Linked DNA regions of Homo sapiens: region 2 is linked to region 1. Evidence: read pairs that join two places in POLR2A ChIA-PET (ENCODE). Cell type or tissue: B cell. All regions are shown on one strand. Each heading gives the region's core, and the rest is flanking DNA. Links, peaks and the distances in the headings are about the cores only.

Region 1 (15,420 bases), core at 6,147-11,146:
GTTACTGGTAGGTGGGAGCTGAAGTCCAGACTTGCCACATTGTCCCACTGATGCTACAGGGAGGAGGAAGCGGGCCACATTACTGCCTGATAGGGATGAAAGCCCCAGCTCCCTACCTGGCCTTCGCTGATACCAGCCTGCTACAGGAGTGAAGAGAGATTTGAAGGCCTCAATATAGCCTGTCGAGGGTGGAAGTCTTGCTCCCAATGGGCCTTTAGCAGCATGGGTGGGTGTGGGGCCATAGCTGTCTCTGTACTGCTTGGCTAGAGTGGAGTATTTGAGGTCCAAAAGTTTTCTGTCTTTCTAGCCCTTTGGTTAGAAAGAGCAGACTTTTGTTGGAAGTATTTTTTTGTGTTTACCTGTTGTATTTCCAGGTTCCTAGCTTCTCCAGCACAGTCTGGGATGTGTGAGACACAGAGAAAATCCAGTGATGTTACTACCGTATGGTTTCTTGGGTCCCAACGTCTCTAGCTAATCTGCTCCACCTTTTGGAGTTTTCTTATTTGTTTTAGATCAGGGATTTAGTCATATTTAATAGGAGAAATATGGAAAAATACTTCTACTCTATCTTCCTGGAAGTTCCTGTTTATTTTTTATGTCCTTTTCCTCTGGCTAGACCGTAAGAGACTTACGAAACAAACACTTACACATTCTACTAAACTCAATGTCCAAAGTTTGTGAACTTCTTGAATATTGCTTGTTCATTTCCACCCCCAGTCACTGACTGAATCTCCCTGCTGTCTGTCTACAATGCCAATGAGCTTCTGGTTAACTTCTTCTCATGCATGCTTAGGCAACAACTTCCCAGTTTTACTACACTTGCCCATCCCTAGTTTTGTTGTTGCTTAATCCCTTGGCCTAGTGCCACCATACTCCTCCAGCAGAGCAACCAATTCTTACATTATAGGACAGCACATATCCACTAAAAACAGTTCATGCCACACCAACCACATTTCCCTTTGTCAACAAAATTACTTGATAGATAATTCCAGGAATGCCTGATGAAGCTGATTGACAACAAGATATTTGGCAGACTCTCTGCTGCCTATACATACCTTAGCATGTGGAACTCAAGTAATGAGAGGTCCATTTAATTGGATTGAATTGGGCTGGATAGGATTGGATTGAATCCTGTGGGATGGCTAGGCTAAATTAGAAATGAAGACTAGTTTAACAGCAGTATCCAAGGATAGTTGACTAATGAGTTAATTTTACTCTCAAAGACAGTCTTTAGTAGTAAGCTGTAATGCATTATATCAAACTATTTTCCAGTCAATGATTTATAAGTTACTTGAATAAGGATGCTAAAGATGTGCCTTATTGAAATGGCAATTAGCACAAAGTTGGGAATGAAATCTAATTAGTTAAATAACAGAATCACATAAAAAAGGACTTGAATAAATGTAGCATCCTACCATGTTCCTGGATAGAAAGACTGCTATCGTAAAGATATTCATTCTCCTCAGGTTAAATTATAAACTCAATGCAATTCAACAGGATTTTAAAAAACTAGACAAAGTGATTCCAAGTTTACGTGGAAAATAAAATGTGAGGGACCAAACAATATTTGAAAAAGAAAGAGAATAAAATCTCATCCTTCCAGATACCACAATGTATTATAAAGCAATAGTAATTAACATGAGGGCAGAAATGAGCAAGCAAGTGAACAAAATAAGACAGATAGTCACAGGAAACTCATATATTTATAGGTGCTTTGCGTATAATGAAGATGGTCCTTCAAATCAGTTGGGAAAAGATGGGTTATTCAATAAATGGTGTTGGGTAAAATTGGTTATACATTGGTGAGAAATAAAGTGAAACTCCTACTTTGTATCATATGCAAAAAATAGATTCCAGACAGATGAAATATTTAAATGTAAAAAATAAAATTCTAAAACTACTAGAAAAAAAAGAAGAATATTTTTATTCCTTTGAAATAGAAAAGGTCTTACTAAGCAAAACACAGAAGTAATAAATGAATAAATGAAGACAAATATGATAAAAATAAGTTAAAAATATAAGCAATCTTTCTTTGTTTTTTTTTCACCTTTCCTAGAAAAAAATATATAGGCAACTTGTTAAGCAAGGTAGATTACAAGAAAATATTTACAACATTTGACAGGCCACAGATTATTATCCAGCCTCATCTGATAAGAAAACTTCAACATAAAGATATCTGTTTTTTTTCTTATAAGGTTCCTCAAAGTGAGCCAATCACTTCTTAAGCTGAACAAAAAACAAAACAGAAGTGATCTTTTCCAATAATGAAAACAAACATTGACAGAGCAGCTGTAGGATCCTTTCAGGCAAATTATGAAAAGGTGCCCTTTCTCAGAAACCACAGTTACCATTCAGCTTTGTGACCAGAGGTTTGACTGTACCCTAGTCCCTACTAGCAACCCAACCACATAACCAACTTCAAAGGTCCTGAATGACTGTGTTGTACTTAATGGCAGATGATCTATCTCCCATTTTTGTCCTAAGGATTTTCCAAGATAATATATTTCTGCATTTGTTTTGCTTTTACTTCACTCCAAATTGAAATCTATTTGTGGGATAAGACTAAAGAAATGCTTATAGGAAAATTGATAGCACCAAATTCCTATCTTAAAAAATGAAAAAGGTTTCAAATCAATGACCTCAGCTTTTACTTTAAGAAAATAGAAAAAGCAGGATAAGCTAAAGCCAAAGTAAACAGAAGAAAGGAAATTATAAAGATAAGAGCAGAAATCAATGAATAGAAAACAAAAGAAAAAAATCAAACCAAACAGCTGATTCTTTAAGCAGATCTATAAAATTGATAAAACTCTAGCCAGATTGATCAAGTAAAAAAGAGAGAAGACACAAATTACCAGTATTAAGAATGAGAGAGGCAATATCACTACAGATCCTACAGATATAAAAAGTATAAGGGCATACTTTGAATAATTTTATGACTATAAATTAGGCAACTTAGATAAAACAAATTTCTTGAAAGACACAAACAACCAAAGCTCACCTAAAATACTCACAAATTGAATAGTCTTATAGCTATTACAAAATTGAGGCCAGGCGCAGTGGCTCAAGCCTTTAATCCCAGCACTTTGGGAGGGCTAGGAAGGCGGATCACGAGGTCAGGAGTTTGAGACCAGCCTGACTAACATGGTGAAACCCTGTCTCTACTAAAAGTACAAAAATTAGCCAGGCTTGGTGGTGCGTGCCTGTAATCCCATCTACTCAGGAGACTGAGGCAGGAGAATTGCTTGAACCTGGGAGGCAAAGTTGTGGTGAGCCGAGATCGCGCCACTGCACTTCAGCCTGGGCAACAGAACAAGACTCCGTCTCAAAAAAAAAAAAAAAAAAAAAAATTGAAATTATAGTTAAAAGTCTTCCCACAAAGCAAACTCTAGACCCAGATGGCTTCAATGGTAAATTCTACTGGACAATCAAACAGGAAACAGTAATAATTCTCCACAATGTCTTTCATAAAATTGATGCGGAGGAGATACTCTCCAACTCATTCTATGAAACTAGCATTACCCTGATACCAAAATCATACAGAGACAGTGTAGGAAAACAACAGATCAGTATCCTTCATGAACATAAATGAAGTACAATGCAGTCTTATGCATAAATCAGAGCTTCATTGTTCTACAGATAAGGTAATGTAGGATTGTTGGTTGCCCCTCCAGGTCTGTTAAATTCACCTCCTTCCCCAGAGAGCATCCTTCTTAAGGACAGGGAGCCTCAATATGTCAGTCCTCACAGCACCTCCCTCAGTCTTCAGCACTTACCAGCTCATCACCACAACCGATACCACATTGGATAATTTCATGAATTACTTTAGAGCAAATGCAAGAGAAAAAATGGATTTTTATATAGGAGAAGAAGGAGGAAATTCTTGTGGATTTGGTACAGAATAGGGCCAAGGGAAAATTACAGATGTAAAAAGAAAAGTGTGTGAAATAGTATCCTTAGTGCTCACAAATACAATGATTTCATTGTTTTTAAAAATAAAAAATGACAAATGTCTAATGCTTGGTGGTAATGCTTTATTGAATGTGTGTTATACACTGGTTCCTCATTCCTGAAGTTAGAAATAATACCTTCCTCTTTTCATTTGGTTATGTTTGCTGAAACAAATCAAAGGCTGAGATTGAAACACATGCTACTTCAGGTGGATGACCTTACTACTAAGCTCATCACAACAGCACTTACAGCTGAAGACCCCAGAGTCCTACCTAACTTTTGTCACAACCCAGATTTTGGCCATGTAGTTCTGGGCCTTACCATTAAAGCAGACAGAAGTCAGAGGAATGACTCCTTTCCACTTGAAGTGAGCTGCAGGCTTCTAGGAAAGGCAAGATGCACATTTCCCTCCTGTGGAGCATAAAGCCTTTGTAATTCAGGACTTAGGACCCATATGGATTTGAAATATTATGACATTGGAGCTGGAGTGGTTGGGGACAACACCAGTAGTGTTATAGGCCATGGAATGTCAAAAGAACATGGAACCCTGTTAAAATCATTAAACATCAAAACTCTCCCCTCCTCTGGTGATATGGTTTGGCTGTGTCCCCATCCAAATCTCATCTTGAACTCCCATGTGTTGTGGGAGGCACCCAGTGGGAGGTAATTGAATCATGGGGGCAGGTCTTTCCCATGCTGTTTTCACGATACTGAATAAGTCTCACAAGATCTGATGGTTTTATAAAGGGGAGCTTCCCTGCACAAGCTCTCTTCTCTTGTCTGCCACCATGTGAGACATGCCTTTCACCTTCCGCCATGATTGTGAGGCCTCCCCAACCATGTGGAACTTTTAAGTTCATTAAACCTCTTCCTTTTGTAAATTGCTCAGTCTCAAATATGTCTTTATCAGCAACGTGAAAACAGACTATCTGATTTTCTGTGGGATGTGGATTATGACCATGGACAGAGCATAACTGGGACAGAGCTGGAAAAAATATTAATTAGGTGCTTAAAAATATTTGTTAGAACTATCTTCATGAATGAGAATCAATCCTGTTTCCATGGTGATTCACCAGGCATCAATTCCAAGCATCCATGAATCAGAAAAGTCCTATCTTCTCTTAGTTATCATCCAGGACTCCAAGGAACCATAATTAGCCAACCTGTTCACATTTCCTTTTCATTCACTAGCCTCGAAGTTTCCAGGGGACAGGGACTCTGTCCTATTCATTTCTGTAACCTTACCACCTGACCCAGAATAGCTGTTCCCTGAAGATTTGGTGGATTATAAATGTGGATGTCTTATTTCTTTGAAAGTGTGAGCTTCAGGTACTGATCACGTTATTCCAATTATCAATTTAGTATCTTTCTTCACCATTAAACTGTGAAATTCTTGAGGGAAGAACCTATGACTGATTTATCTCTGTAAACTCATGCCACCAGTATTCAAAATCACACCTAGCACATAGTAAACACTCAATGTTTGTTGAATGACTGAAGGAATGGATGAAAATGAACCTCCTTGCTTCTGACCAGTGGATGAGTTGCTTGGCCGTGTTCCTACAGCCTAGAGCTCATCCCCTAAAGCATCTGAAGTTACCCATTAGTGCAATGGTTCTTGAACGCTGGTGTTGATCAGAATCATCTGGATGCCCAGGTTCTCTGAAATAAGATAGGGTCTAGGCATTTGTATTTTTACCAAGGAGGTGTGATGGAGTCAGATGCAAGAAGGCTAGTTGAAGAAACCACATGAGAGTTTAGTGTAGTGTATTAGAAGACTGGTTTGGCTCTGTCGCTAGTGGCTACATCATCTTGCTCAAGTCATGCCAGTCTCAGGACCTCATTCAGTCTCTTCAGCTGTAATATGGGTGGGTTGCACCACATAACCAGAAAGATCCCTTCCAGCTCTACCCACTTACAACATGGTCAAATTTGGTCTGATTTTTTAAATCGTAGTACAATATATATGACATAAAATTCACCATTTTAGCCACTTTAAATGTACAATTCTGTAGCATTAACTACATTCACATTGTTGTGCAACCATCACTACCGTCTACTTCCAGAACTCTTCATCTTGCAAAACTGAACCTCTGTTGTCATTAGTCACTAACTATTCCTCTCCCCCCCTCCTTCTAGGCCCTGGCAATCACCATTCTACTTTCTGTCGCTATGAATTTGACTACTCTAGGTAACTTATATAAGTGGAATCACAGCATTTGCCCTATTATGACTGGTTTAGTTGACTTAGCACAACCTCCTAAGGCTCAACCACATTTTAGCATGTGTCAGAATTTTCTTTGTTTTTAAGGCTGAATAATATTCTGTTGTATCTGTAAATAACATCTTTATTCATTTGTCCATCAACAGACTGTTGAGTTCCTCCCATCTTTTGACTATTGTGAAAAATGCTGCTATGAACCTGAGTGTACAGACATCTGGTTGAGTACTGCTTTCAATTCATTGTTTATATGGATCATATGGTAATTTTATGTTTAATTTTTTTGGAACTGCTACATTGTTTTCCACAGTGTACATCATTTTACATTTCCATCAGCAATGCACAAAGGTTCCAATTTCTCCACATTCTTACCAACATTTTTTATTTTCTGTTTCTTATTTATTTGTTTATTTATTCTGAGACAGAGTCTCACTCTGTCACCTAGGCTGGAGTGCAGCAGGGTGATCTCAGCTCACTGCAACCTCTGCCTCCCATGTTCAAGTGATTCTCCTCCCTCAGCCTCCCAAGTAAATGGAATTACAGGTGCCCACCACCACGCCCAGGTAATTTTTGCATTTTTTTTAGTAGTGATGAGGTTTCACCATGTTGGTCAGGCTGGTCTTGAACTCCTGACCTCAAGTGATCCACCCGCCTCAGCCTCCCAAAGTGCTGGGATTACAGGTATGAACCACTGCACCCAGGCCATTTTTTGCTTTTTAGATAATAGTCATCCTAGTGGGTATGAAGTGGTATTTCATTGTGGTTTTGATTTATATTTCCCTAATGATCAGTGATATTGAGCATCTTTCAAGTGCTTATTGGCCATTTTCTTCTTTGGAGAAATGTCTATGCAAGTCCTTTGCTCATTTTTTAATCCAGTTGCTTTTTGTTATTCTTTTTGATTTGAAAGTGTTCTTTATACCTCTTGTATACTAATCCCTTATCAGATATGATTTATAAATATTTTCTTCTTTTCCATGGATTGCCCTTTTTACTCTGTTGATAGTGTTCTTTGATACAAAATAATTTTTAATTTGAATGAAGCCCAATTAATCTATTTTTGTTTCTTTTGTTGCCTGTGCTTTTGGTGTCCTATCCAAGAAACTGTTGCCAAATCCAATGTCATAAAGCTTTTTCCCATGCTTCCTTCTAAGAGTTTTGTAGTTACAGCTCTTGTATTTAGGTATTTGACTATTTTGAGTTAATTTTTGTACATCGTATAAAATAAGAATCCAATTTTTATTTTATTTTACTTTTTGTATGTGGATATCCAATTTCCCCACCACCATTCATTGAAAAGACTGTCCTTTTCCTATCGAATGGTCTTGGCACCCTTGTAAAACATAATTTGACCATATATGTGAGGGTTTATTTCTGGGCTCTCTATTCTATTCTATTCTATTCTATTCTATTCTATTCTATTCTATTCTATTCTATTCTATTCTATTCTATTCTATTGGTCCCTATGTCTTTCTTTATTCTAGTACCACCATTTTGCTCATCATAACTTTGTAGTAAGTTTTGAAGTCAGGAATCGTAAGACCTCCAGCTTTGTTCATTTTCAAGGTTGTTTTGATTATTCAAGGTCCCTTGATAGTCCATATGAATTTCAGGATGGATTTTTCTATTTCTGCAAAAAAAAAAAAAAAAAAAAAAAAAATCATTGAAATTTTTAAACAGATTGCATTAAATCTGTAGATTGTTTTGGGTAGTATTGACATTTAACAACATTAAATCTTCCAATCAATGAACTAGGCTATTTTTATTTATTTTTTCTGTTTCTTTGAGCTACTTTTGTAGTTTTCAGTGTATAAGTTTTTGCTACCTGGTTAGGTATACTTCTAAGTATTTTCTACTTTTTGATGCTATTGCACATTGAATCGTTTTCTTAATTTGGTGGTAGCGGGGATTGTGCATTGTTAGTACATAAAAATGCAACTCATTTTTTGTGTGTTGATTTTGTATCCTGCAGCTTTAACAAATTCATGTTAGTTCTAACAGACTTATTCTATGAATCATTAGGGTTTTCTACATAAAAGATCATGTCACCTACAAACAGAGATAATTTTACTCCACCCCTTCCCGTTGCAATGCCTTTTATGTCTTTTTCTTGCCTAATTGTTCTGGCTAAGACTTCCACTACCATGTTGAATAGAAGTGGTGAAAGTAGACATCCTTGTCTTGTTCCAATCTTAGAGCCAAAGCTTTCAGTCTTTCACGGCCTGAAAGACTTTGTAATATGTTCTCAAGGTTAAAGAACTTCAGAAGTTTTCTAAGCAAGAGACCATTTTATTAACTTAGTTGGCAGCAATTCTGAGAGATTAGAATGAAAAGATAGAGGATAAGAAGTATCTGGCAGGTATAATATATTGAGTGTGCTGAATATACTTTTAGTTTTGTATAGGTGTTAAAAAATGGCAAAGGAGGCCGGGCGTGGTGGCTCACGCCTGTAATCCCAGCACTTTGGGAGGCCGAGGCGGGCAGATCATGAGGTCAGGAGATCGAGACCATCCTGGCTAAAACAGTGAAACCCTATCTCTACTAAAAATACAAAAAACTCGCTGGGCGTGGTGGTGGACACCTGTAGTCCCAGCTACTCGGGAGGCTGAGGCAGGAGAATGGTGTGAACCTGGAAGGTGGAGCTTGCAGTGAGCCGAGATCACGCCACTGCACTCCAGCCTGGGCGACAGAGAGAGACTCCGTCTCAAAAGAAAAAAAAAATGGCAAAGGAAAGAATGAAAAATAAAGCAAGGTCCCAGAAGAGGCCAAAAATCTTAATCAAAATTGACTGAACATTACGGAATGAAATGGTTTTTCCTTTACTCCAATTAACGACTTCACAAGAAGATTCCATCCTCGTTTATAAGATTAACCCAAAACCAGCACTTAAAACCAGAAGCCTTGAAAGGATGGAGTTTGGGGACCCTTCTCATGTCTATTCCCAGAAGGGGGTCTTCTTCTGGGGTCCTGTCCCCTAAAGAGCTAGGCAAAAAGTATGCTTGCCACATCTGTTGAAAGATAGAAAGTTGGTCTAAAAATACATGAGAGGGAACTGAAACATTTCAGAGAAGGCAAGACTCAGAAGTAAGAAACCAAAAGAGGAAGGTAAAATTCTAGTTACAAAGAAAAGAGGAATGGAAATTAAATTGTCTTACAGAGAAAATCCAGAACTGCCCCCTCTTCCCTTACTACTCCATCAAAAAAGGGGAAAAATAGTCAATGGGAAAGTTTTGAGAAAAATAGATCTCTGCATTCTTCTGGTTGAGAATTCAGACAACTTGAACTAGAGAGCTGGGTAATTTCTTGACTAAAGGTGTGTTAGATCTGAAAGGGTTTTTCTTAAAATTGTCTGTGTTCATCCCTCCCATCTTAGAGAGGAACACAGGATAAGAGACCTCTGGAGCTCCCCCAGGGTCACCGAGCTAATAGGATCAGAGACAAAGCTACAAAGTCATTTTCTGACATCTCTCCAGGGCTCTTTTTTTCTGGACCCCCCATATCAACATGATGTATTTATTACATTGGATTAGCAACTCTCCTTGAGCTTTCCTCAGTACCAGGTTTACATCTCAGTCTGTGGGTCTCAGAGAAAGTACCCAATCAGCAGCAACATTACCTGGAAACTCATCAGAAGTGCCCCTCCTCAGCCCCACCCCAGATCTATGCAATCAGAAACTCTGGAAATGCAGGCCAGTCCTAACAAGCCCACCAGGGAATTCTGGTGCACTAAGGTTTGAGATCCACTGATCAAAGAAATAATATTCCTTTTCTTCATTATAATAGCATGAATAATAACTAACATGTATTTCACAATTTACAAAAGAGCTTTATGCTCTTGTTAAATTTGAGGGTAGTCTTCTCAAAATCTCTGTGAGGCTAGAAAGTCAGATATTGAAACACCTGTTTTATGGGTTCAAAGATAGGTTCAAAAGAGAGTAAATGATTGTTGGGGTGGCAGGTCCAGAGAGGGCAGGATCAAAACTGCAATTGAGTCTTCTGCCTTATAAACCAGCATAGCTTCCCCAAGGCACGTCACTTCTCGATAAAATGGTGACAACTAGAGTGTCCTTTCAGATCATTCTTAGAAGCATGGAGTGCTAGGTCAATTGTGTAATTGATGAGGAAATAATAATACTAAGAACTCCCATCTTCTACGTCCTTATATACAATCCTGTCAGGTAGAAGCTGAGTCTCAGAGAGAACAAGTTGCCCTCCCAGGACCACCAGGTAAGCTCGGCATAGCTGTGCTTAGAATGTAGGCTGTCTGGCTTCTGGGCTTGCCTGCCCAGGGAGGCTTTGTGGGTTCTACTTGGTCATCCAGATCACAGAGGGGCAGCACTGACTCCTACCCAGTGCTCTTGACTGTACATCTAATACTTTCTACTAAGAAAACCCCTTCTCTTTAGACCAATGGTTTTCAAATCTTGGTGTGCATTGGAATCACCTGGAAAGCTTGTTAAAACACAGATTGTCCCACCCCAAGAGTTTCTGATTCTGTAGGCTGGGGTGGGGACCCATGAAAGTGCATTTCTAATAAGGTCCCAAGTGATGCTGATGCCACCAGTGTGTGGACAACCCTTTGAGTGGTGAAGCTCTGGACACCCTAATTTGCAAGGCTAATCAGGCATATGTGGCAAATGAATACGAACTGAAATTCTGACTCCAATATCTTCACTGATATTCCTAATCCATAGCATACACACAGTCCCATTCGTTTCCCTTTTAGCTTTTAATCTACATTTATCCTTTCTTCCTCTGCCACTGCCTTCTCTCCAGTTAGCTCAAACCAGGTAACACATAACCGCCTCCTAACTCATCCGCCCAGTTGGTTTCTTTGGCTTTAATCTAGACTTCTTATCTCCACCAGATTTGCCTTACCAAAGCACCAATTTCTTAAGGCAGGGTTAGAATTAAAAATCTTCTGTTCCTCCTCATTGCCTAAAACTCCTAAACTTATGATTCAAGGTCTTCCATGACCTTCATGGACCAGTCTAACGTTTTAGCCTGTCCTAAGTGACATGCCTCCACCACATACTTCATGCTTTCCACTTTCTTTCTCCATGTCTTTGTTCATGCATTTCCATTTCTTCTACCTGCGATGTCCTCCTTCGCCATCTCTGTAGATTTAAAAATCCTACAGGGCTCATCTCAAATGCCCTTTCCTTCATGAAGCCTTTCATGAAATCCCCATCGAGAGGTTTTCCCTCCTCTCAGCTCTCCAAAGCACAGATGTCTGCGTTTGTGGCTATTATCTTACGTTGTTTTGTATTAAAATTTCTCCAGCTTTACACATTTGTCATCCTCTTAAGGACAAACATCTTATTATGGTCAATGTGAAGCTATAGAGGATAATTTAATGAAATATTCCAAGGGCTAGTCATTACACATGACTGATTTATCTCTGTAAACTCATCCACACTCATCCACCTGATTTTGATTGGCCAAGTTAATGAATCAGAGAGGAAAAGATGGTAAAAATATAATAAAAATCTCCTAGGTAGTCTCACATCCCACAGAGCCCCAGGTAATGAAATGAGGCCCTGAGATAATACTTTATGAACAATAAAACTCCGGGTTCTATTGACAGTGAAGCAAGACCTGAGAGAGAAGGCTAAATTCCCTTGTGTCTAGCTGCCACAATCTTCTGAGAATAATGGCCTTTCTTCCCGTCTGCCTTCTGAATCATAGGCAAATTTTTCTCTTTGGTGATCCCTAATACAGAAAGGGGAAGTCAAATAAAATATATACAAGGAGAAGGATTCTGGGAGACAGAGTTTCTTGATTCCCTTCTGCATGCTCCTCCTCAAAAGCCTTTATGAGCTTACCTTACATTTAAATTCTTTTAAACAAGGCATTATGTGGTCTGGTCTTTTCCAGCTCCACACACCTTCACACTACATTCCCCCCAGCTAATTCTGCTCTGGGAACACTGACCTTCTTTTAGTTCTTTGAACACATTGATTTCTGGTCAAGATGACTCAGTAACTTCAACCTTTGTTGTGCCCTTGGTGCTGTGAAGATATAGATATATATTAACCACTGCACACCAGAAATCAGAAATAGCACAACAGAGAATAAAGTCATTGAGCCATCTTCTGAGCTCCAAAAGACAAATTTTCTCCAAAAAGACAAATTCAGGCTCTAAAACAATACCTTAAGGAACCAGAAGTGGAATAGAAAATTAAGGTGGTAAGCAGGGCTAAACCACATGCCTGTTGAGCCCAGGTTTGGAAGAAGACAATGGCAGGTAGGAATGTGGTTTCTGATGGGTAATAGGTACTGTTTTCATTTACTTTCTGTTGCTTATAACAGAATATCTGAAACTGGGTGCTTTATAAAGAAAAGGAATTTATGTCTTGCAGTTAGGGAAACTGAGAAGTCAAAAGTTGAGGGCTGCAATTGACAAGTGCCTTCTTGCTGGTGGGGATACTCTGAAGAGTCTTGAGGTGGTATCGGGCATACCACTCTCAGTGAGGGGACTGAGCATACTAGGTCAGGTCTTTCTTCCTCCTTTTATAAAGCTATCAGTCCCACTCTTATGATAACCCATTAATCCATTAACTGATTAGCCAATTAATCCATGAATGGATTAATTCATTCATGAGGGCAGAGCCTTCCTGACCCAAACACCTCTTAAAGACTCCACCTCTCAATACTGCCACATGGGGGATTAAATTTCAGCATGAGTTTTTGATGAGACAAATATTCCAATGATAGCAGTTATTAAAAGTACATGCTTGAGAGAAGGGGATTGGAGTCAGCCTCAGTGCTTAAACTCAAAAGCTAGGATGAGGCTCTAACACTCCTGAAAGAAGGAGTTGCTGCTGGCTCCTTACCAGGGCTATATCTTTTACAGAGCAGGAGACCTAAAGAGGCAGGAGGACCCGGACATCGTTTGGAAACCAAGCACTAAAACAGGCCATCTGTTATACCCCCAATATCCTCTCAGGACAAGTGTTTTGAACCACTCACACAAGGACTAGTCTGGGCAAGTGGGCTAGATGAAGAAACCACAAAATAGCTAAGTGGGGAGAGAAAGACCAAAAATACTATTTTATTCAAAATGAAAATACAATCCAAAATTCCATGATTCATGAAGAAATCAAATGGTATGTGTTAGGTGGTTCTTGCATTGCTATAGAGAAATACCTGAGATTGGGTAATTTATAAAGAAAAGAAGTTTAATTGGCTCATAATTCTGCAGGCTTCACAGGAAGCATGGTGCTGGCATCTGCTCAGCTTCTGGAGAGGCCCCAAGAAGATTTGCTCAAGGCAGAAGGTTAAGGGAGAGCTGGCACATCACATGGTGAGAAAGGAAGCTAGAGAGAGAGTGCAGGGTGAGGTGCCACAAGTTACCACAGCCAGATCTCTTGAGAACTCACTTACTTTCATGAGGACAGCACCAAGCCATAAGGTGTAGGGAGCCAAAGTCCCATGGGACATGACCAACTCAGCATTCCACTGGAGGCTATATGATCAAACAGCAAACTGTTTATCACGAATGCAGGATGTGAGCAAACTCACAACTGGTCCTGCCAACAGAAGGTTTGTTGGAGGCAATCACTCCCTGGTGCCTGAGGTAATCTACTGCAACATCTAGAGAATGCAGTCTTGCAAGCCTACTCTGGACAGGGCAGCTGGCACCTTATTCCATCCCCCTTCTCACTATCTTTTTTTGCCTAATAAATACAGAGGGCTGTGTAAAGCTCAGGGCCCTTGTCCACTAGAGGCAAGTTGCCCCCTGACCCCTTCTTCCAAATATACTCTTTTGTCTCTTGTCTTTTATTCTCACATTTGCCCCCTTTGTTCAGTTCCACTAGGTCCGTGCGGGTTATATACTGGTGCCCTGAGCAGCAACAGAATCAGGCTCTCAACAAGTGTCATCCGAACATGGGACTTTGAGGACATGAACGAAGAAGGTCTGCTGGAGCAGAGGAACAGAAATTGACAAGGTGAACAGGGACCCTGGGACGAGTCTGCCAGCAGCGGATATAAGGTCAGTTACCTAAAGAGGTACTGATCAGTGCCCTAAAGAGATACTGGGAGCAGTGCTTTAAAGAAGTACTGGGAATGGGAAATTTTCTGAATCAGGGTAACAAGGGGAAGAATTTGTCTATTAAAGAAAAACATTATGTGCAGTTGCTTAAAGTTGTATTGGAACAGTCTGGAGCTTAGGTTAATTTGCAGACACTAACTATCACATGCGTCCGTGTGAAGAGAGTCCACCAACAGGCTTTGTGTGGGCAATAAAGCTTTTTAATCACCTTGGTGCAGGTGGGCTGAGTCCAAAAAAGGAGTCAGCAAAGGGAGATAGAGGTGGGGCAGTTTTATAGGATTTGGGTAGGTAGTGGAAAGTTACAGTTAAAAGTGGTTATCTCTTGTGGGCAGAGGCAGGGGTCACAAGGTGCTGGGTGGGGAAATCATGAGACTCTTTTTCTGGGACAGGAGTGTCACAAGGTCAATTGATCAGTTGGGGTGGGGCAGGAACAAATCGCAATGGTGGAATGTCATCACTTAAGGCAGGAACTGACTATTTCACTTCTTTTGTGGTTCTTCAGTTGTTTCGGGCCATCTGGATGTATAGTGCAGCTCACAGGGGATATGATGGCTTAGGTTGGGCTCAGAGACCTGACATTCCTATCTTTTTATATTAATAAGAAAAACAAAACAAAATAGTGGTTAAGTGTTGGGGCAGCAAAAATTTTTTGGGGTGGTATGTAGAGATAAGGGGCAATGTTTCTCAGGGCTGCTTCAAGCACGATCACGGTGGTGTGGGAATCTAGAGTGGGAGAGATTAAGCTGAAGAAAAATTTTGGGGAAAGGGGTGATATTCTGGGGTTGTTAGAAGGAGCATTTGTCATATAGAATGATGATGGCCTGGATGTGGTTTTGTATGAATTGAGAAACTAAACGGAAGACACAAGGTCCAAATAAGAGAAGGAGAAAAACAGGCATTAAAGGATTAAGAATTGGGAGGACACAGGACATCCAATTAGAGAGTGCCCAAGGGGGTCCAGTGTAATTATTTGCCTGGACAATGAGTTTTGGGGCTCTATTAGGTTGTCATATACCAGGCCAGATTGATTTAGGTAAAAACAACACTCTTCATTTAAAATATACAGAGTCCTCCTTTTTTAGCAGTGAGTAAGTTGAGACCTATTCCTGTCTTCTTATATTAATAAGTAAAATAAAGCAAAATAGAGGTGAAGTGTTGGTGTCATGAGGGGAACAGGAAGCAGTTCGGTCCTATT
Region 2 (15,420 bases), core at 681-5,680, 130 kb before region 1:
TGAAGGTGGAGGCTCAGGGTACTGCTGAACCCTGCTAACATGGCTACCTTGGTCCTGGCAGGGGATCTCTGGGTACTGCCTGCTTTCACAGAGCAGAATATGGTAGATCAGCTCTCTGCTCCGCCCCTCTAAACACCACCCAGTGGAAGAATTGGAGCACAGCCTACTTCTGCCATATGGGGGATGGAAGGTTAGCATCCCTGTGGGCCCTGCTGACACTGGCACCATCGAGCAGAGTAATCAGAGAAGCACTGCTGCCCACTTCCACATGTGCAGGCTGGGCAGGATGGAAAGCAGCTTCCTGCTTGGCCCCGCTGAAATTACGTGTGTGTGCGTGCTGTGGAGGAGGGAAGGTTGTGAGATTTTGCTGTGGGTATTTGGCTGGAGTACCACACATAGTGCCACAAAGGTTTTCTCTAGTTTGGCCACCCCTTTCCCAGGCTTTTGGTTAGGGGGAAGAGGCTTTCCTTGTAGTTTTTAAAAAATCTGTGCCTATTGGCAGTTCCAGGTTGGAGGCTCCTGTAGCCCTATCTATGTCCAGAATATATGTGAGGCAATAAGCAAACCCAGAGAACTCAGTGCCACATCATTTCTCAAGTCCCAAAGTTCTTTGGAAGTCACCTTTCTCCCCACTGTTCAGTCTTCCTATGCTTTGTAATGTCCAGGGGTTTTTAAAGTTGTAAGAAAAGGGACCTGGGAGGAAACAAAGCTGCTCCATCTTGGTCACAAGCAGAAGTCATAATTCATAGCATTTGAATACTTCCAGGAGCACTGGAGATCATCTACAGAATTTATGGACTTTTATGTGATTTGGTACAACTCTTTAGTCTTAAAGGTAGGAAACATGTAGTTTGGGCACAGTGGCTCACGCCTGTAATCCCAGCACTTTGGGAGGCCAAGGTAGGCGGATTATTTGAAGTCAGGGGTTTGAGACCAGCCTGGCCAACATGATGAAACACCATCTCTACTAAAAATACAAAAATTAATCTAGCATGGTGGCAGGCACCTGTAATTCCAGCTACTTGGGAGACTGAGGCAGGAGGATCACTTGAACCTGGGAGGCAGAGGTTGCAGTGAGCTGAGATTGTGCCACTGCACTCCAGCCTAGGAGACAGAGTGAGACTGTGTCAAAAAAAAAAAAAAAAAAAAAAGAAAGGAAAAGAGAGAAACCTATAAATACCGATTTACAGTTATTCTCTGTTCCCAGCTCCAGCCAACTATTGATCTGCTTTCTGCCTCTATAAATGTATTCTTTTTGGATGTTTCATGTAAATGGAATCACACAACATGTGGTTTCTTGTGTCTGACTTATTTTGCTCAGCAGTTGCTTTGAGGTTCACTCATCACACAGCATGTGTTAGTGATTCACTCCTTTTTATTGCCCAATAGCATTCCATTGTATGGGTATACATTTTGTCTATTTATTTGCCATCTGATAGATATTTATGTTTCTGCTTTTTGGCTTTTATGAATGTGTTAGTTGGTTCTCATGCTGCTATAAAGATACTACCTGAGACTGGGTAATTTATAAACAGAAGACATTTAACTAACTAACAGTTCCACATGTCTAGGGAGGCCTCAGGAAACTTGCAATCCTGGTGGAAGAGGGGAACCAAGGCAAGTCTTACCTGGTGGCAGGCAGAGAGAGTACAAGGGGGGAACTGCCAAACACTTTTAAACCCATCAAATCTTGTGAGAACTCACTCACTATCATGAGAACTGCAGGGGGAAACCACCCCCATGATCCAATCACCTCCCACCAGGTCCCTCCCTCCCCACATTTGAGGATTACAATTTGCGATGAGATTTGGGTGGGGACACAGAACCAAACCATGTCAATGAATAATGTTGTTGTAAGCATGTGCAATTTTTTTTACGGACATATGTTTTCATTTCTCTTGGATATATCCCTAGAAATGGAATTGCTAGGTCAGATGAACCCTCTATATTTAACATTTTGAGAAAATGCTAAATTGTTTTCCAAAGCAGCTATACCATTTTTTATCCCTACCAGCAATGCATGAGGGTTTAATTTCTCCACACCCTTCCTAACACTTGCTGTTGTGTGTCTCATTTATTACAGCCCTTTTGGTATGTGTGAAATGGCATCTCATTGTGGCTTTAATTTGCAATTGCATTTCCCTAATGACTAATGATGTTGAGCATCTTTTCATACTTTATTAGCCTTTCATGTATCTTCTTTGGTGAAATGTCTGTTAATATTTTTTGCTTATTATTTTTAATTTTTATTTTGTAATTGTAAATTGACAAACTATTGTTGTACACAAAGTTTTGTTATAATGTATAAATACAATGTGGAATAATCAAATCAAGCTAATTAACATATCCATCACCTCAAGTACTTACATTTTGTGTTAAAAAATTTGAAATTTACTCTCTTAGCAATTTTGAAATGTACAACATATTATTATTTACTATATTCACCAAGCTATGCAATATACCTCAAAGAAATCAAAAATTATTCCTCCATGTAATTGAGGCTTTATGGCTATTTTTTTTCTTTTAACTTTTGTTTTAGGTTCTGGGGTTCATGTGCAGGTTTGTTATGTAGGTAAACTCGTGTCATCACAGGGGTTTGGTGTACAGATTGTTTCCTCACCCAGGTACTAAGCATAGTACCCGATAAGTATTTTTTTCTGAACTTTTCCCTCCTCCCACCCTCCACCTTCAAGTAGGCCCCAGTGTCTGTTGTTCCCCTCTTTGTGTCCATGTGTTTTTATTATTTAGCTTCCACTTATAAGTGAGAGCATGCATCTATCTTTGATTGTTTTTTTACAATTGAGTTATACAAGCACTCTCTAAATTCTGGTACCAGCTTTTTATCATAAATGTGTTTTGCAAATATTTCTCCCAGTGTTTTTCCTGTCCTTCCATTTTCTTAATGGTATCTTTTGAAGTGCAAGGTTTTCAATTTTGATGAGGTCTATTTTATCAATTTTTTCATTTATAAATCACATTTTTAAAAGAAATCTGTCTGGCCCAAAGTCCTAAAGATTTACTTCTATGTTTACTTCTAAAAGTTTAATTGTTTCAACTCTTACATTTAAGTCTATGATTTGTTTTCAGTTAATTTTTGTGCATGGTGTGAGGTGAGGGTCCAAGGTCATTTTTTTTGCATACACATAGTTATATTATGAAATGTTTTTCTAGAAGTTAATATGATAATAGCTTAATATTTTATTTTATGAACATACTATAAACAGTGAGGTCCTGGTAAATATTTGACAATCATCTCTTTTAAAAAAGCCCTGATTTGTAGTATTTGCCAATTTCCCTGTGTAAATATTCCAACAGTGTTTAATTTAAAGCTACTACATGACATAACATATGGAGTTGGGAAGAAGTCACACCATTGATTCTTATGAATTGCTACAAGCTGGCTCTAGCATATCACTAAATCAATTTAACCAATCTCCTGGGTTTTTGTTTTATTTTTGTTTGCTTCTTGTTTTTCTCTCTTTTACCCTCAATATATACAAAAGATGCAAAAAAGAAACAAAAAGCAGAAACAGTCTATTTTATTCATCGCTATAAATGAATGCTGTATCTCTAGGGAGTTTCTAGTTCTCTCTCCTTAGGAACACAGCTGTGGGCAACATCCTTGAAGCCTTTCTGTGGTCACATTTAGTAGTGTCTATCACATTTACTTTCAGACAACCCCCTCGCCAGCCTTGCTTCCTTTTAATGATAAAGAAAATCAAGTTTTGACAAATAGAGTATAAAGCAGCTTGAACTTCTGCAATTTTGCAAAAACACATATACAAAATTTAAATTATAGAGGTGACTTCCCCCCCTTTTTTTTCTCCCTCTCAAGAACCAAGTATAGAATTAAGCAAATGCTGAGGAGGAAAATAGTTGTCTTGACAGGCAGTGGAAGTCAAGTGTGAATGGCCACAATGTGTCAGCTTCCTGAAAGTGTCTTGTACATAAGAGTACTGCAAAGAAATCACTGGAGTGTGACACTGTTTCAGATAAATATATCTGATCTTCCTTTCGAGGAAATCTTGTAAGAAGTGCAAATAAAACTAGGGGGCCACTTTGGATCAGATGCTTTTTTTTTTTTTTTGAGGGAGGGTCTCACTCTGTCACCCACACTGGAGTGCAGTGGTGTGATCATGGCGCACTGCAGCCTCGACCTCCAGGGCTCAAACAATCCTCCCATCTCAGCCTCCTGAATAGCTGGGACTACAGGTGTGCACCACCATGAGTGACTCATTTTTGTATTTTTTGTAGAGACAGGGTTTTGCCATGTTGCCCAAGTTGGTCTCAAACTCTTGGGCTCTCAAAATGCTGAGATGATAGGCATGAGCCCCCATGCCTGGCCAATAGATATTTTTAATAAGTAGTTATTAGATGCCTATCTGTAGCTCTGTGGAGCCCACATAGCTTTATCCACATTGTTACAAATGGGAAGCAGCAGAGGCCTGGGATCTGGGAGAGCAGTGAGCCATGGGGGATTTGGAGGAGAAAGGGCACTAAGTTGTATGGGGATAAGAGGGTTTTGAGCAACTGTCACTATTTGGCAAGACCTTTATTCAATATAATTACCATTATTTAAAGTACCCCTTTCTATTACTATGAAAAGTGAGGCTCAGAGAGATGTGAAAGTGCTTACACAGGGACTTCTGGCTTACAAATACCTGCTTTTTAAACTCTGTGCTCAGAGTGTGCATTGGGAGTCACCTCATGAAGTGGAGACTCAAGCTCAGTGACTCATCACAGCCTCCTGCTCTGGCCCCATGTCCCAGTCAGCCCACTCACTGCCCCATGCTCCCCCTCTCACTCCTGCTCCCCTGCACATGACGGGAGTCATACTAACCTTTGTGCAGGTCCCAGAGAGAGTCATGCTTCTGGCCTTCATTCACTCCACACCCTTACCCCGGAATGTTCATCCCACTGTGTTCTTCTAAGAAGCAACTGCTCATCTTTTTCTTTTCTCTGTCTCCTTCTCACTCTCTTTCCCCAACTTTCCCCCCATTAGACTTCTTCTCCTTCTTGCCCTTTCTCCTTCCTTTCTTTCTTTTCACAAAGAATAGTTTTTCTTATGATGTGGCCATTTTAAAAGTTGGATAGGCCAGCCTGGTGGCTCATGCCTGTAATCCCAGCACTTTGGGAGGCCAAGGCAGGAGTATCCCTTGAGGCCAGGAGTTCAAGACCAGCCTGGGCAACAAAGCAAGATCCTGTCTCTACAAAGGATAAAAATAAAGTATTAGCTGGGTGTAGTGACATGGGTCTGTGGTCCCAGCTACTGAGGAGGTTGAGGCGGGTGGATCTCTTGGGTCCAGGAGTTCAAGACCGCAGTGAACTGTGGTCACCACTGCACTCCAGCCTGGATGACAGAGTGAGATCCTGCTCTAAAAAAATATATGTATTTTTTTTTTCAGTTAGATAGCACTGAAAGCATACAGAAGAAAATTAACATCACTCATTTGCGATGACTTTATACAATGTCAGTTTAAACGGGAACTACATTTCCCAGAACTCACTGTCAGTAGGGTTCCAGGTTAGCACAGGCCCGGGGATCTATATAACTAACTTGAGATTCACGAGAGAATGGAGCAACAGCTGTAATGTAACGCTGTGAATGTGCCAGCAGGTTCCGGGGCCCTGTGGTGGCTTGTGCACACTGCAGTCTATCTGCAGGCTCACTTTGGCGTAGGACGGCACCTGGACCCACTGGATTCCGGCTCCCATGCTCCCCTCTGGAAGTACAAGTCCTGGGCCAGGCGCATGTGAACCTCCATGGTGAATGCAGCAGCTTCCTCTGCAGATTCCTAGCGAGGTAGTGGCTGGATGCCGCGAGAGACAGATGAACCTCCTGTTTGTCCTCAAGGCGGGTAGTTTCCGTGTAGGATCTCGCTTGTCCTTACAGGTGCCATCTGATCCTTGCTCACATCCTCAGCTGGCGTTCCTTCCTGACTGCTGGAGTGGCTGACCTGAAGAGACTTCCCACTCAACACTGCAGGCAGAGGGGACAGCCCGGAGAGACTTGCCCGCCAGCTCTCACTTTGCATATAATCTCACTCCTAAATAAATCCCTCAGCTCAGGGGTCCCCAAACTTTCTCTGCGTGTGGTGCCCTTAATTTCTCAGTACTCTCTTCTTAGTGCACCTGGGCCAAAAGAAATACCAAACAGTTCCATTAATTAAGTGGTTAGATCCAAATGACGTAGGTATGTTTGTAATAGCTGTTTGAAAAGAAAATATACATACATTGAAAGAAAAAATAATATTTGATTTTCCTCTTAAATAAGCAGTGCCGATGGGATATGTGCCTGTTGGACAAGGCCCAACTTCTCCAACCTTGGAATCAAGTTGGACACTGTTGCCCTCATTTTCTGTCCCACACCATTTTACCTCAAAGCAATCATTGAAAACCCAGCTTTGGAAAGATATGACAACTGTGAAAGGAATATACTGCAATCTGATGTTCGAACTGTGAACTTCCTCAATCGAGTAGTTCCCAAGGTGTCCAAGAAGGGTCAGCTATCAATGTATATCCTCTGAAAACTGGAAATATTCCATGGCACCCCTGTGAACTCACTGTGGCCCCTACAGTTTGAGAACCATAGCCTTGTCTCATATTGCTTCTGATACACAGAGTGCCATGCTGATTTGGGTGTATTCTTTTCCTGTCTTTGTACTCTCCACATATATTATAAAATGTGGACCAGAAGAATTCTATATTTCCCTTTTTTTAATTTGACAATGTTATGAGTGTATTCCCATGTCAATAAAAATTCTTTTAAAAATTATTTATATCTGAATCATATACCAAATTTACCAATATCGAATTTAATCTTCCTCCAGTCCTTGAATTTTCCAGCTGTATTTCATTTTGCTATTATCTGTCAATATTCCTTAAAATGGATTTCTAGAAGCAGTATTACCAAATGAACTTCTTAAACAATCTTGATAACTATTGTTAAATTGCTTTTCAGAAATAATGCACTAATTTATATTCCAATAAAAAATACATGGCAGTGGCTATTTTGCCACATTCTTAACTGCACTGGGTATTTCCATTAATAAAATAAAATCTCCTCACCATTTTTAACAGGCAGAAGAAATATTTCATTGTAATTGACATTTTGTTTTATTACTAGTATGATTAGTATTTTTATTTTAATGGGTATTGCATTTATTCCATGACTGTTTGTATCTTTGTTTATTTAAATAAGTTATTGGCCTGTAATCCCAGCATGTTGGGAGGCTGAAGCGGGTGGATTACCTGAGGTTAGGAGTTCAAGACCAGCCTGGTCAACATGGTGAAACGCCATCTCTACTAAAAGTACAAAAATTAGCCGGGTATGGTGGCGTGCACCTGTAATCTCAGCTACTCGGGAGGCTGAGATGTGCGAATCTCTTGAACCCGGGAGGCAGAGGCTGCAGTGAGCCGAGATCACACCACTGCACACCAACTTGGGCAACGGAGTGAGACTCTGTCTCAAATAAATAAATAAATAAATAAGCAAATAAATAATTGGAATATATTATTAGTTTTCTTATTGATTCGTAAAATTGCCTTATATGTTAGGAGAGTTGATACTTTGGCATCTTTGTCTTAATCTTTAGTTTATTACACTTTAAAATTTTTTGGTACAGGATCTTTATAGTTCAGGCTGTATAGTGTATGTCAGCATACAAGCAAATTCTCCCCCAATACAATACTGTTCTTTTTTGAAACTTACTTAGACTGTCTCATCTGATTATTCTACAAATGAATTTTAGATTTGCTAAATTAAAAGCCAACACACAATGCTTTTGTTCAACGCTTTCAAACAAAAGCTATAACCAACCTTTGTTGGTCAAGAGGAGACTCTTGAAAGCTGGATGAAGTTAGACACCACAGATATTCTCGAATAGAGAGAGCATAAGCTCAAAGAAATTCACTGGTGTGTATCCAGGGCCAAACAGCGAGTCCCTGACAGTCTAGAGAACGCAGTGACCTTATTCCAGCAACTCCTCTGGTGGCTCCTGCCCACCATGGCACAGGGGAAGCTTCAGTGCATGGTGGGGTGGCAGGTCCTTCTTCAAGTGGCCTTCATACCCCTGATGTCTGATTCAAGGGGCTTGTACCAAATGAAGGGATGAGTGAATGAGTGGGTGGATGAGTGACATTTGAATGGATGAATAAACAAATCAATGGATAAATAAAATTTACGGGAAAATTCTCCTTTTCTCCTTCCAATACTTGGCTCCCAGAACTCTGTTTCCTCTTGTTCTCTTGGGGGAACACACTTAGAGGTTTCTATAATTTAATTGTGTCCAAAAGGTCTGCTGGCAGCTTCAGAACATCACAGCTCCTGGCTTCAGGGTCCCTGTGCCTTAAGTCATCTCAAAGCCTTAGCACAGGGCAAGCAAGCCCACTCACTCATGGGAGTGGGGGCACTGAGATGCTCCAGGTGGGTAGAGCAGGGCTAAAACTGGATGGAAACTCTAGGTAAGGAAATGCAGACGGGCAAGGCTTCCAATTATGGAGGCATAGCAGGGGGTCAGGAGCATCCTGGATAGCACCCTGCCTGCTTCCAGGAGTTGCAGCACCCAGGAGTGGGGTCAGAACACGAGCCTGAGGCTCTTCTTAGTAAATACCCTTGTTCCTTTCATGCCACCCACGTTTCAGTCTTCTCACTCTTCCTCAGCTCCTACCACAGAAAGTGAGAATGGGAAATGAAAGGACCAGAAATAAATATTGGGCAACTTCAGACCTGGATAACCCTGTCAAGCCCAGATTCTTACACAACATTGAGATTTTATTGTACTGAACTAGGTCTGCACAGAGCAACAGCTGTGGACTTAAAAATCAGTTTTCTTTTTTCAAAAATTTCTCAAAGAATTTCATGATAAAAGATGTTACTTATCAATGGGGTTAGTGTATCATTTTAAGTAGCTAATTAAGGGGAGAAATGAGTGTGAAGGGAAGGAAATGTAAAATCAGCCGACATCAGGATTTCTTATTGACTTGATGCTGAGTCCTTCCACTCTGGGAAAATCAAAATGTATTCCTTCTGGTTCATGTTTCTCAAGCTTTAATTATTAGAATTACCTTTTTGATTTTTGCTATATTTTCACATATTGCATTGTTACTTAAACATTATACTTAAATACATTTATTTTAATTATAATAGCAATCACTTACATGGTACTATGTGCCAGGCACTCTTTTAAGCACTTTACATGCATTAAGACATTTCATCCTCATGACAACCCCATTAGATGAGATGCTACTCCATTCAATGATGGAGACGATGAGTCTCTGAGAAGTTAAGTGACTTGCCATAGTTACATACCAGAATAAAGACCTAAATAAGAATTGAAATACTATTATGGTAATAGAAGAAAATATAGGACAAAATAGAAAAACAATTGTACTTAAGGGTGAGAAAGGAGCCTTTAAACTACATTGAGCTAGTATAAGCCAAAAGACAACATTTAATGAATTTTAATTTAAATTTTATTACATCAAAAGTATTTCTATTTAATGAAGGATACCATAAACAAAGTAATATACATATAAGACAATGATAAAAGTTATTTGCAATATCTTAAAGCAATAAAAAATTAAAATCCAGAGTATGTAAATAACTCTTGATAATCAACAAGAAATAGCGGGAAACCCAATAAAAAATGGTCAAAGACACGAACAGGTAATTTATAGGAGAAACTCAAAAGCTTATAAAAAGATGTTCAAACCCATCAGTAATCAGAGAAAAGCAAAATGAAGCAACTATGAGAGTCACGTTACTTGTTCAACTAGCAAAGATTAGAGAGCAGCATAATGCCAAGTGTTGGTAAAGATGTGGGGAGAGGAACCTTTTTGCACAGTTAGTGGCTACATAGATTGAACTCATTTACATCTCCCTGTGATCTAGCATTTCCAGTCCAACTCTGTACAAGAACGTTGTAATTGTATTTGCCAGAGTGGAGAGCTGGCGGCAATCTTGGTTCCCATGCCTAGGAGAGTAAATAAGTAGAATGTGGAAGATATACTCTGTGGAGTACTGTGAAGCAGGTGAAAGAAATGGGTTGAATATTCTAAATAGCAACATAGATGATCAGGCAAGCTGGGCACGATGTTAAAAAAAGTAAGAAACATATATCATTTACCTAAATTAAAAATACTACATACAAAACAATACATATATTTTAGGACACATTAAAAAGAAAATGACACATATTAAAAAACCTTAGAATAGGACTTCTGCTTTTGGTCATGATGGAGTAACTGGTGCCAAATTTGCCTTTCCATTGTAAGCAACTATGAAACTGGACAAAGTATGAGTCAACTATTTTCAGGTATTGGGCAACAGCAAATAGAGGACTCGTATCCCTGAGAAAAGGAACATTTTCCTGTGGTAGTACAGGGAGATGGAGCCCAGGCAGAGCAGAGGGTTCACTGAGCTGAGGAGGCAGAGATTAGACCTGGGTTGCTGAAGCAGCTACAATTTTCAGGGCAGGGGACTGGAGAGAAGGCAGCTCCATAGAGAAGAGGCTCAGAAGTCTCCACAGGGATTTTCTGTTGGATCCTTGGCTGAAGGAAGGATTGCACTAGAGGAAAGTGAGACTCCTTGAGGTATAAGTGTGTGGCTACTGAGGAGCTGAGAGCTGAACAATGGGATACCGGGGTTTGCACAATGCTGAGAGAAAATTCCCAGTCAGGGTGGATAGACTTCTCTGCCACCTCTTATGAGCAAAGGCTATGCCCTACAGCAGTGGTTTTTTAATGTCAGCATGTACCAGGGTCGTCTGAAACACTTGTTAAAATACGGATTGCTGGGTCTCACCCCTGGAATTTCTGATTCAGTAGCTCTGAAGTAGGGCCTGAAAATTTGTATTTTTAATAAGTTCCCAGGTGATGCTGTTGTTGTTGAAGACCACAGCCCTAGAGTAAAGGCAAGCCCTAAAACTAAAGCCAAATCTGAAATAGACACATCCTAACAAAACATAAAACTGAGTCTGATGAGACTGAAAGGAAGCACCAATGATTTTACAACCCTGACAAAATGACACCCAGCACTTTTTAAAGGAAGATAATAGTCCAGACTCCGTACAACATATCACCTATAATGCTTGACATGCAATAAAAAAGTAATTGATGTGAAAAAGAATTATAGCCATAATTCTAAAAAAAAGTCCATAGAAACAGACCCCAAGATGACTGGGAAGTTGTAATTAGCAATTAGGGACTTTAAATCAACTATTATAATCAAGGACTTAAAGAATTAAATTGTCATAATGAATGAACAGATGTGGAATTTCAGTAGATAAATGGAAACTATGTAAAAGAACCAAATGGAAATTCTAGAACTGTTAATTACAGTATCTGAAATAAATTGGAGGGTCTTAACAACCTAGTAGAGACAATAGAAGAAAGGTCAAGAAATGAATATAAATTACTGTAAAAAATGAGTTTTAAAAGGAGATATGAAACAAAATTAAGCAGTCTAATAAAGGTATAGTACCCTTATCCATTGGTGATATGTTCTAAAACTCTCAATGGATGCCTGAAACTGCTGATAGTGCCAAATCCCAGCCAAGGAACATCAAGGTCACCTTTTCACTTAAGGAAGCACTTTCAAGTTTCTCTTTGACATATCCAGATTGCCAGCATCACTACTCTTAGGGCCATTACTAAGTTAAAAAAGGGTCACTTGAACACAAGTACTGCAATATCACAAGCGTCAACCTGATAACTGAGACAGCTAAATGGCTAAGGGGCAGGTAGCAAATAAAGTGTAGGTATATGGGACAAAGGGATGATTCATGTGCAGGCAGGATGAAGCAATACAGTGTAAGATTTCATCATGCTACTCAGAATGGCGCATAATTTAAAACTTATGAATTCCTTATTTCTGGAATTTTCAATTTAATATTTTTAGACCATGGTTGACCAGGGATAACTGAAACTGCAGCAAGCAAAACTGCAGTTAAGGGGGGACCCACTGTATAACTGGTATATATAAAGGTGAAGAGAAAGCGATAATTAAGCAGGGAAAAAAATGTATTTGAAGAAATCATGGCCCCAAATTTCTCAAATTGGGGGAAAATCAACCTAAAACTCAATGTTTCATAAACACCAAGAATAATAAACACAAATGAAGCAAAAAATGCTAAAAAAAAAAAAAAAAGGGAAAGGAATAACATTAAAGGCAGCCAGAGGGGGGAAAAAAACACATTTCGTAGGAGATAACAATGATAAGAGCAATTGCTAACTTTTTATCAGAGACAATGATGTACAGATGACAGTAGAATGATTTCTTTAAAGGACTGAGAAAAAATATTGCCAATTCAGAATGCTGTATCTGGAAAAAATATCTCTCAAAAATGAGGGTAAAATAAAGACATTTTCAAATAAGTGAAAAATACCAGATTCTTTGCCAACAGACTCATGCTCAAGATATAGTAAGAGAAGTTATTCAGGCTAAGGCAAATTGACACCAGATAGAAACTTGGATAAATATAAAAGATTACATTTTTTGTCTTGATGTCTTTTTAAAAATGAATTTGTTTAAAATAAAAATAATAACATTGTATTATGAGGTTTTCTATATATGTAAATGTAAAATACATGATAACAATACAGAGAATGAGAGGAGGTTCTTACATTTTATATGAAATGGCACGATATTAATCCTAAATAGTCTGTGATATATTAAGGATGCATACTGAAATCCCTACAGAAAATCACTACAACAATAATATAAAGAGGTATAGCTTAAAAAGTCAATAGAGGGACTGAAATAGACTACTAAACATTTTTCAAATAATCAAAAAAAATTAAGAGATAGAGAAAACAAAATACAAATAGGAAACAAAGTGTACTGTAGTAGACTTAAACTTGATAATATCAATCATTACATAAAATGTTAATAGACTAAATAATTCAAGTGAAAGGGGTTGTCAGACTGGATGAGAAAGAAGATTGAGCGCCATGCTTTCTACGAGAGATTCCCTTTATATTAAAAAACAAAACAACATATATTTAAAAATAAAAGTACTGAAAAAGATATACAGTCATGTTCTACATAATGATGTTTCAGTCAATGATGGATTGATTATACCAAGGTTGTCCCATGAGATTATAATGGAATTGAAAAATTCCTGTTGCCTGGTGACAACAGAGCTGTTGTAACATCGTAGCACAACTCATTACTCCCGTGTTTGTGGTGATGCTGTTGTAAACAAACTTACTGCACTTCAGCCACATAAAAATAGAGCACATACAATTATATACAGTACATAATACTTGATCACGATAATAAATGACTATGTTACTGGCTTATGTATTCAGTATACTGAATTTTTTATTGTTATTTTAAGATGCACTTCTTCTACTTATAAAAAGAAAATTAACTGTAAAACAGCCTCAGGCAGGTCCTTCGGGAGGAATTCCAGATGAAGACATTGTTATCATAGGAGACGCCAGCTCCATGCCTGTGATTACCCCTGAAGGCCTTCCAGTGGGAAAAGATGTAGAGATGGAAGACAGTGATAATGATGATCTTGATCCTGTGTAGGTCTAGACTAAAGTGTGTGTTTGTGTCTTGATTTTTGGCAAAAAAGTTTAAAAAGTAAAAATGTTAAAAATTTTTTAAAATAGAAAAAATCTTATGGAATAGGGATATAAAGAAAGAAAGCATTTTTGTATAGCTGTACAATGCATGTTTTAAGCTAAGTGTTATTACAAAAAAGTATAATAAAAAAGTCAAAAAGTTTAAAATTAAAAAGTTTATAAGTAAAGTTGTAGTAAGCTAAGGTTAATTTATCACTGGAGAAATTGTTTTTTATAAATTTAGTGTAGCCTAAGTGTACAGTTTATAAAGTCTACAGTAATACACAATAATGTCCTAGGCCTTCACATTCACTCACCACTCACTCAGTAACTCACCCAGAGCAGCTTCCAGTACTGCAACCTCCATTCATGGTAAGTATCCTATGCAGGTGTACCTTTTAAAAATCCTTTTTATTGTATTTTTAATGTACCTTTTCTATGCTTAGGTATACAAATACTTACCATGGTGTTACAATTGGCTACAGTATTCAGTACAGTAACATGCTGTACAAGGTTGTAGCCTGGGAGCAATAGGACATGCCATGTGGCATAAGTGTGTAGTAGGGTATACCATCTAGGTTTGTGTAAGTACACTCTATAATGTTCACACAATGACAAAATAGCCTAAGAGTGCATTTCTCAGAATGTATCCCCATCATTAAAGGACGAATGACTGTACCATGTGAAGAAGAAGCATTAAAAAGTTAGAATAGCAGTAATATCAGAAAAAGTAAACTTCTAGACAAGAACTATTACCAGGGATAAAGGGATATATTTCTTAATGACAAAGGAGTCAATGAGAAGACAGAATAGTCTTATATGTCTTTCATATAATAGAGCTCGGACATATATGAAGCAAAAATTGACAGAAATAAAGGAAGATGCAGACAAATCCATAATCATAATTAAATATTTTAACAAGGCAACTTATTGTTCTATCTAGCTAGCTGATATAACAATGAGGCAAAAAATTAGTATTGAATAGAAGATATGAGCAACACTATTGGCCAACTTGACCCAACTGACATTTATTAAATATTATAATGCAAGACACATAGTCTTTTCAAGTGCTCATGGAACATTAACCAACCTAGGCTACATACACACAGAACATTTACTAATATAGCTCATTCTCTGAGCCATAAAAGGAACCTCAGTACATTTAGAATTATTCAAATTGTGTAAGTCACATCAGAATTACATTAGAAATTAATAGCAAATATATCTGAAAAATCCACAAATCTTTGGAAGCTGACAAACTTTTAAATAACTTACAGGCAAATAAATATAAAAGGATATTAAAAATTATTTTGAACTGAATGAGATAAAAAGATAACATATGAAAATTTGTTGAATGCAGCAAAAGCAGTCCTTAGAGGTACATTTATAGCTCTAGATGCTGATACTGGAGAAGGAGAATGGTTTAAATAAATTATCATAGCTGCTTCTATTTTAATAAACTAGACAAAAACAAAATAAAACAAAATCAAATGAACCCAAAGTAAGCAGAAGAAAAAAGATAAGAAAGACCAGAAAAGAAATCAATGAAACAAAAGCTGTTTCTTTAAAAAAGTCAATAAAATCTTTAAATTGTGCCTATGATGTTGGGGTGGGGAGCAGATCGGGGATATGTGGATTTTTTTAAAAGGAAAAGATGAAAAATTTATGAAAGTAAAAGGTCTCATCCTCGCCCTGGTGCCAAGACTGTGTAGAGCGGTTCACATGCTGGAGCCTGAGCCAAAAGACTGAGGGGTACTCAAGTGATGTACAGAGTCTCTCATCATTGGCAGCAGTAAGGCATTAGACTGGCCTATTCAGAAGAACTGTGATTACTCACTAAAGGATTAT

The links. ChIA-PET counts read pairs that join two places held together with the same protein. Peaks named below come from ENCODE experiments on the same cell type or tissue, not always from the same donor. Only the 100,000 strongest peaks of a DNase experiment are listed, where the experiment ranks them.
Region 2: POLR2A ChIA-PET joins it to region 1 with 5 read pairs; 2 of 35 experiments call an interaction of 5 or more read pairs at or near these places.

Annotation. Positions count from the first base shown.
Region 1 is chr3:46,312,372-46,327,791 of GRCh38, forward strand. No RefSeq gene overlaps it. Among named protein-coding and RNA genes, the nearest start is that of CCR2, 34 kb to the right of the region's middle. In B cell, for the core only: no CTCF peak of the experiment used is centred there; a DNase peak (open chromatin) is centred at 9,250; H3K4me3 peaks cover 986 bases; H3K27ac peaks cover 1,784 bases.
Region 2 is chr3:46,183,315-46,198,734 of GRCh38, forward strand. LOC105377067 (a long non-coding RNA gene) reads left to right here. Exons shown (of 2, transcript XR_940805.3): 2 at 5,618-6,775. Among named protein-coding and RNA genes, the nearest start is that of CCR1, 17 kb to the right of the region's middle. RefSeq lists enhancers at 4,225-4,364, 8,556-8,775. In B cell, for the core only: no CTCF peak of the experiment used is centred there; DNase peaks (open chromatin) are centred at 3,777 and 4,627; H3K4me3 peaks cover 1,243 bases; H3K27ac peaks cover 627 bases.